Regions from separate parts of the Homo sapiens genome. Here region 2 is linked to region 1. A link is a contact called in ENCODE Hi-C or POLR2A ChIA-PET data. All regions are on one chromosome and are shown on one strand. The core of a region is the stretch at or near the end of the contact, and the rest is flanking DNA. Distances in the headings are between cores, read along the strand shown.

Region 1 (3,387 bases), core at 511-3,010:
CACTCAAAACTCATTAAATAGTATACTTAATATCTGGACACTGCATTGCATATAATTTATACTTTAATTAAAATAAAAAATTAAAGCCGATCATCAAAATCTTTGAAAATCTGGGGCTTTTGGAAGGTGGGGAATAATAAAAATGGCCTTTGGTAGTGAAAAACCTGGGAAGCTAGTAAGTGGTCTCAGAAAAATAAGTGGTTTTACTCTCTTCTTGCCCAAGACTAATGGTTTAACCTGTGCTTAAGGTCCTGGCTCTTCTGCTAGGACCTTGTTTCTCTACTTCCTCTCTCTGCCTTCCCTTCTTGACATCCATCATCCTCAGAGCTCTTTATCTGGAACATAACTCTGTCTAGAACCTTGAACTATCATCACACCCCTCTCTTTACTGCTAGCAGTCTCTAAACTACTTGCTCCTGCCACCACTCCCCTGAAATCATGCCTGATTAGGAAATTCTGGCTCCACCACTTAGAAGCTGTGTAGCCCCAGGAAAGAAGGTTAACTTCTCTTTGCCTTAGTTTCCTCATCTGTAAAATGGACTTAAAGCAATACCCATCTGATACAGTCATAAAGATTCCATGACTTGGTCCATGTGCAGCACTTAGAACAGCGTCTGGCCCGGGTTTTGTAAATTATTGTGACCATTGTTCCTGTTTTCTGACTTCTCCCAAATAACTCCACACTGCATCCTCCCAAGACCTTCTTGGTCTCCTCTGCCAGATCCCTCCTCCTCCCAACTTTCTGTGTAGAAGTAGCTCTTTGGGCCTCGACTCTTCTTGCTCCACATATTCCAAATTCTTTCCTTTTTAGGGCTTCAGGGCTGTAGTGTCAAGTTTCATTCTACAAAGGCATCTTTCAGATCTTTCTTCCCAGTCTTTTTCACTTTATAAAACTAGAATTCCTTTGCGTTATGAAATAGGATCTCCCTCATAAATACAACTTGATCATGATCATGCCACTTAACATGTCACATGTTTCTTCATCTGTAAAATGAGAGGGCATGAAAGAGAGGTTATCTCTCAGGTTCTTTCCTTCTCAGAAACATTTCCATAAATTCTTTTCAGACTCCTGCTGCCTTCTGGACTGCTCCATTAGGATGTTTATCATTACCTCAGATTCCACATGCCTGAAGCAGAACGCATCACCTGACCTCACATGCCAGCATTCTATTTCTGTTAAAGATATAATGCACCTTCTCCTTGTCACTCAGACTTGAAACTTGAGTATGGCTTTCATACAACCTCATATCTAATCAGTTGCCAAGTCCTGCCAACATTCCTTCACAAAATCCTTTTCCTTTCCCTTATTCCTTACAGTTTCACAGCCTGAACTTTGCCACAGTCACTCTCCGCCACGCTACCTCCTGCTTCTTGCCCTCTCCCACCTATAGAGGCAGATTCTTCCTGAAAAGACAGTCTTGCACATTCCTCTTTCTGCCTTGCCAATCATAACTGTTCCCTCTACAGGATGAGGTCTAATCTCTAGAACCTCAGACAGCTTTCTCTTTAATTTATGCTCCCACTATATTCCTTCTAATTTTCCATTCCTGCAATGGGTCTACTCTTATGCAGTTTTCTGCTTTGTTCACACCATCCCCCTGATCCTGGACACACCCTCTCCACCTTCCCATGAAGCCTATGCTAACTTAAGTATGACCTTTCTTTCAAAGCCCAGCTTGCTTGCTTTTTTAAAAAATTCAAGCCAACTCTTCTGTGATGCCTTTCTCCAATGACCAACGCAGGCATTGCCAAATACCTCCTGGGGGCAGGGAGAGGGACATAATTGTTCCAGTTGAGAACCTGCTTGACTGTTTACCTGTGATGAATTCTTACAGCAGTTTCGTGTAGATTACTCACTGGCTTATAGCAAGGGGGCTCATATTTCAGTAATCTTTTTATTTACAATTTCAATTCCTTGGGGACAAGGACCATACATCTCAAAGGTCTAGTATATGGTGACAGTAAACACATGTTAACAATAAAAATGAGGACTAAATTTAAAAAGAAAGCTATGATCACCTGCCTGCAGACAATATATTCAGTGAGCATCACAAACACCATCTTCCCATGGAAAACAAAACAAAAATGGGAACATGAAGCAATGTGGATAGCCCTACCTCATAGTTTTCATTAAGTTTACCACCTGATCTCCTTTACATTTGATCTGGGCGTGTGGGATTTATGTAAAAATGCATTTAGTATTGTAAAGAACTATATAAACGGAAGGTATTTATCATTACTGTCCCAGCCACTATGCTTGGAATGTTTAAGAATTCTTGGCATGATTTCTAAAAGTCCAGAGAAGGAGTTGTATTAAAGAAGTGGTTCTCAACTGGGGACAATTGTGTCCCTCTCCCTGCCCCCAGGAGGTATTTGGCAATGCCTGGAGACATTTTGGGTTGCAGTAAGTGAGGGGGTGCTGCAGGCATCTAGTTGAGAAAGACCAGGGATGCTGGTAAACATCATACAATGCACAGGACAGCCACACACAACAAAGAGCTGTCTGGCCCCAAATGCCAGTAGTGTGAAGGGCAAGAAGCCCTGTGTTACAGAAGCTCACAGGGGATGAGTATGGACCCCCTCTTTGTGGGGCATGGAGATGAACCGCTAACTTCCTTGGACAAATTGCCCAGTGCATCCTATCTTAACAGGATCCCAAAACCTGCTCTTAATCGTTCCATAATTCCTCTTGTCTTCAAGTTCCCATATGATCTTTTAAATGTCTGTTATCAACATGACCAGCTTATGATGTTGGTAACTAACCTATCTATATCAGAAATTTTGAAACAATTCCAATTTATTCAAGACAGAAAAAATAAACTCTAAAGTTAATGAAGTCAACCTATAACTGGATATAGGAGGACAGACTGTATATTACATTTAAAAAAAAAACACCAAAAGAATTGAATCTTAATTAATTAGAACAGTGAGTGTATATGAGTAGTGTGAATACCAACAAAATTAAAAATATTTCTTGTCAATTGAAAATTAATGGATTTAAATAATTACTAAAAACTCATGCAGTTGAAAACAGCCTGGAATATTTCAGCCCTTGAGAAAAATCTCTTTATTTGCATATATGTTTTTTGTTCTAAAGATATTTCTGATCAAGGATTGCTATTGTACTAAAAAAGATGGATACAGTTTTGTGTGTTTGTTTTTAAGCCCTAGCTAAGTTATGACTCCTAACAAAATACTCAAGGAAAAACAGAAATAATAAGAACTTTAAAGCATCACAAAGTGCTGCATATAAAGAGGATCATTTATAAAAAGAAATCTTAAAAATAGACTTTTATTTGAAAAGAGAAAATGTAATAAAAGACACTATATAATTCAATACCAGATGATGGTTACAGTCTCAGAACAATTCCTTTCTCCTCTCTGGGT
Region 2 (3,387 bases), core at 462-2,961, 320 kb after region 1:
TCCTGTCATTATCACGTTAGCTGGTCATTTTGCCTGTTAATTGATGCAGTTCCTTCATAGCGTTGCTGGTCTTTACAATTTGACATTTTTTTTTCAGTGGCTAGTACCAGTTGTTCCTTTCCATGTTTAGCGCTTCCTTCAGGATTTCTTGTAAGCCAGGCCTGGTGGTGACAAAATCTCTCAGCATTTGCTTGTTTGTAAAGGATTTTATTTTGCCTTCATTTATGAAGCTCAGTTTGGCTGGATATGAGATTCTGGGTTGAAAATTCTTTTCTTTAAGAATGTTTAATATTGGCCCCCACTCTTTTCTGACTTGTAGAGTTTTTGCCAAGAGATCTGCTGTTAGTCTGATGGGCTTCCCTTTGTGGGTAACCTGACCTTTCTCTCTGGCTTCCCTTAACATTTTTTCCTTCATTTCAATGTTGGTGAATCTGCCAATTACGTGTCTTGGGGCTGCTCTTCTTGAGGAGTATCTTTGTGGTGTTCTATGTATTTCCTGAATTTGAAGGTTGGCCTGCCTTGCTAGATTAGGGAAGTTCTCCTGGATAATATCCTGAAGAGTGTTGTCTAACTTGGTTCCACTATCCTCATCACTTTCCATTACACCAATCAAATGTAGAGTTGGTCTTTTCACATAGTCCCATATTTCTTGGAGGCTATGTTTGGTTTTTTTTTCACTCTTTTTTCTCTAATCTTGTCTTCTTGCTTTATTTCATTAATTTGATCTTCAGTCACTGATATCCTTTCTTCCACTTGATCAAATCAGCTATTGAAGCTTGTGCATCCATCACGAGGTTCTTGTGCCATGGTTTTCTACTCCATCAGGTCATTTATGGTCTTCTCTACACTGTTTATTCTAGTTAGCCATTTGTCTAACCTTTTTTCAAGGTTTTTAGCTTCCTTGTGATAGGTTACAACATGCTCCTTTAGCTCGGAGAAGTTTGTTACTATCGACCTTCTGAAGCCTACTTCTGAAAACTCAACAAATTCATTCTCCATCCAGTTTTGTTCTGTTGCTGGCAAGAAGCTGTGATCCTTTGGAGGGGAAGAGTTGCTGTGCTTTCTGGAATTTTCAGCTTTTCTGCTCTGGTTTCTACCCATCTTTGTGGTTTTATCTACCTTTGGTCTTTGACGTTGGTGACCTACAGATGGGGTTTTGGTGTGGATGTCCTTTTTTTTGATGTTGATGCTATTTTTTTTCTGTTTGTTAGTTTTCCTTCTAACAGTCAGACCCCTCAGCTGCAGGTCTGTTGGAGTTTGCTGGAGGTCCACTCCAGACCCTGTCTGCCTGGGTATCACCAGTGGAGGCTGCAGAACAGCAAATATTGCTGCCTGATCCTTCCTCTGGAAGCTTCGTCACAGATGGGCACCTACCTGTTTGAGTGTCTGTTGACCCCTACTGGGAGGTGTTTCCCAGTCAGGCTACACAGGGGTCAGGGACCTGCTTGAGGAGGCAGTCTGTCCATTCTCGGAGCTCGAACGCCATGCTGAGAGAACCACTGCTCTCTTCAGAGCTGTCAGACAGGGATGTTTAAGTCTGCAGAAGCTTTCTGTTGCCTTTTGTTCTACTATGCCCTGCCCCCAGAAGTGGAATCTATAGAGGCAGTAGGCCTTGCTGAGCTGCGGTGGGCTCCACCCAGTTCCTGCTTCCAGGCCTCTTTGTTTACATTGTGAGCTACTCAAGCCTCAGCAATGGTGGACACCCCTCCCCCCATCCAGCTGCAGCAAGGCAGGTCAATCTCAGACTGCTGCACTAGCAGTGAGCAAGGCTCCGTGGGAGTGGGACCTGCCAAGCTAGGCACAGGAGAATATCTCCTGGTCTGCCAGTTGCTAAGACTGTGGGAATAGTGCAGTATTTTGTCAGAAGTGTACCGTTTCTCCAGTTACAGTCTGTCACAGCAGCCCTTGGCTAGGAAAGGGAAATCCCCTAACCCCTTGTGCTTCCCAGGTGAGGCGACACCTGCCCTGCTTCAGCTCACCCTCCATGGGCTGCACCCACTGTCCAGTCCCAGGATGAACCAGGTACCTCAGTTGGAAATGTAGAAATAACCAACTTCTCTGTCGATCTTGCTGGGAACTGCACACCGGAGCTGTTCCTATTTGCCCCTCTTGGAAGTGGAGTGTATAAATGTCTTCTTTTGAGAAGTATCTGTTCAGGTCCTTCACCCACTTTTTGATGGAGTTGTTCATTTTTTTCTTGTAAATTTGTTTAAGTTCCTTGTAGATTCTCGATATTAGCCCTTTGTCAGATGGGCAGATTGCAAAAATTTTCTCCCATTCTGAACAGGTTGCCTGTTCACTCTGATGATAGTTTCATTTGCTGTGCAGAAGCTCTTTAGTTTAATTTGATCCCATTTGTCTGCTTTGGCTTTTATTGCCATTGCTTTTGGTGTTTCAGTCATGAAGGCTTTGCCCATGCCTATGTCCTGAGTGGTATTGCCTAGGTTTTCTCCTGGGGTTTCTAAAGTTTTAGGTTTTATGTTTAAGTCTTTAATCCATCTTGAGTTAATTTTTGAATAAGGTGTAAGGAAGGGTCAGTTTTCTGCATATGGCTAGCCAGTTTTCCCAGCACCATTTATTAAATAGGGAATTATTTCCTTATTGCTTGTTTTTGTCAGGTTTGTTGAAAATCAGGTGATTGTAGTTGCGTGGCGTTATTTCTGAGGGCTCTGTTCTGTTCCATTGGTCTATATATCTGTTTTGGTACCAGTACCATGCTGTTTTCATTACTGTAGCCTTGCAGTACAGTTTGAAGTCAGGTAGTGTGATGCCTCCAGCTTTGTTCTTTTTGCTTAGGATTGTCTTGGCTATGCAGGCTCTTTTTTGGTTCCATATGAAATTTAAAGTAGTTTTTTTCTAATTCTGTGAAGAAAGTCAACAATACCTTGATGGGAATGGCATTGAATCTATAAATTACTTTGGGTAGTATTGCCATTTTCGTGATATTGATTCTTCCCTTCCATGAGCATGGAATGTTTTTCTATTTGTTTGTGTCCTCTCTGATTTCCTTGAGCAGTAGTTTGTAGTTGTCCTTGAAGAGGTCCTTCATTTCCCTTGTAAGTTGTATTCCTAGGTATTTTATTTCTTTGTAACAATTGTGAATGGGAGTTCACTCATGATTTGGCTCTCTGCTTGTCTATTATTGGTGTATAAGAATGCTTGTGATTTTTGCACATTGATTTTTTATCCTGAGAGTTTGCTGAAGTTGCTTGTCAGCTTAAGAAGTTTGTGGGCTGAGACGATGGGGTTTTCTAAATATACATTCATGTCGTCTGCAAACAGAGACAATTTGACTTCCTCTCATTCTATTTGAATGCCTTTTATTTCTTTCTCTTGCCCAATTGCTCTGTCCAGAACTTCCAATGCTATGTTGAATAGGAGTGGTGA

What was found. Hi-C counts contacts between places; a loop is a spot of excess contacts on that map. ChIA-PET counts read pairs that join two places held with the same protein, here RNA polymerase II (POLR2A).
Region 2: a map of Caco-2 shows a loop between it and region 1 (6-fold over the local background). The contact joins two enhancer-like sites. A Hi-C loop is called at or near these places in 1 of 168 maps with a recorded cell type or tissue (Caco-2). POLR2A ChIA-PET finds 5 or more read pairs at or near these places in 2 of 52 experiments (activated CD4-positive, alpha-beta T cell and activated CD8-positive, alpha-beta T cell).

Annotation. Positions count from the first base shown.
Region 1 is chr12:46,259,496-46,262,882 of GRCh38, forward strand. The region is part of intron 1 of SLC38A1 (solute carrier family 38 member 1); the gene reads right to left. Among named protein-coding and RNA genes, the nearest start is that of SLC38A1, 7.9 kb to the right of the region's middle. Within about 2 kb of position 1,761, at least 8 of the 41 ENCODE cell types and tissues checked have a DNase peak (open chromatin) inside an H3K27ac peak, as active enhancers do.
Region 2 is chr12:46,584,345-46,587,731 of GRCh38, forward strand. The region is part of intron 3 of SLC38A4-AS1 (SLC38A4 antisense RNA 1); the gene reads left to right. Among named protein-coding and RNA genes, the nearest start is that of SLC38A4-AS1, 200 kb to the left of the region's middle. RefSeq lists enhancers at 921-1,675, 1,676-2,430. Within about 2 kb of position 1,712, at least 5 of the 41 ENCODE cell types and tissues checked have a DNase peak (open chromatin) inside an H3K27ac peak, as active enhancers do.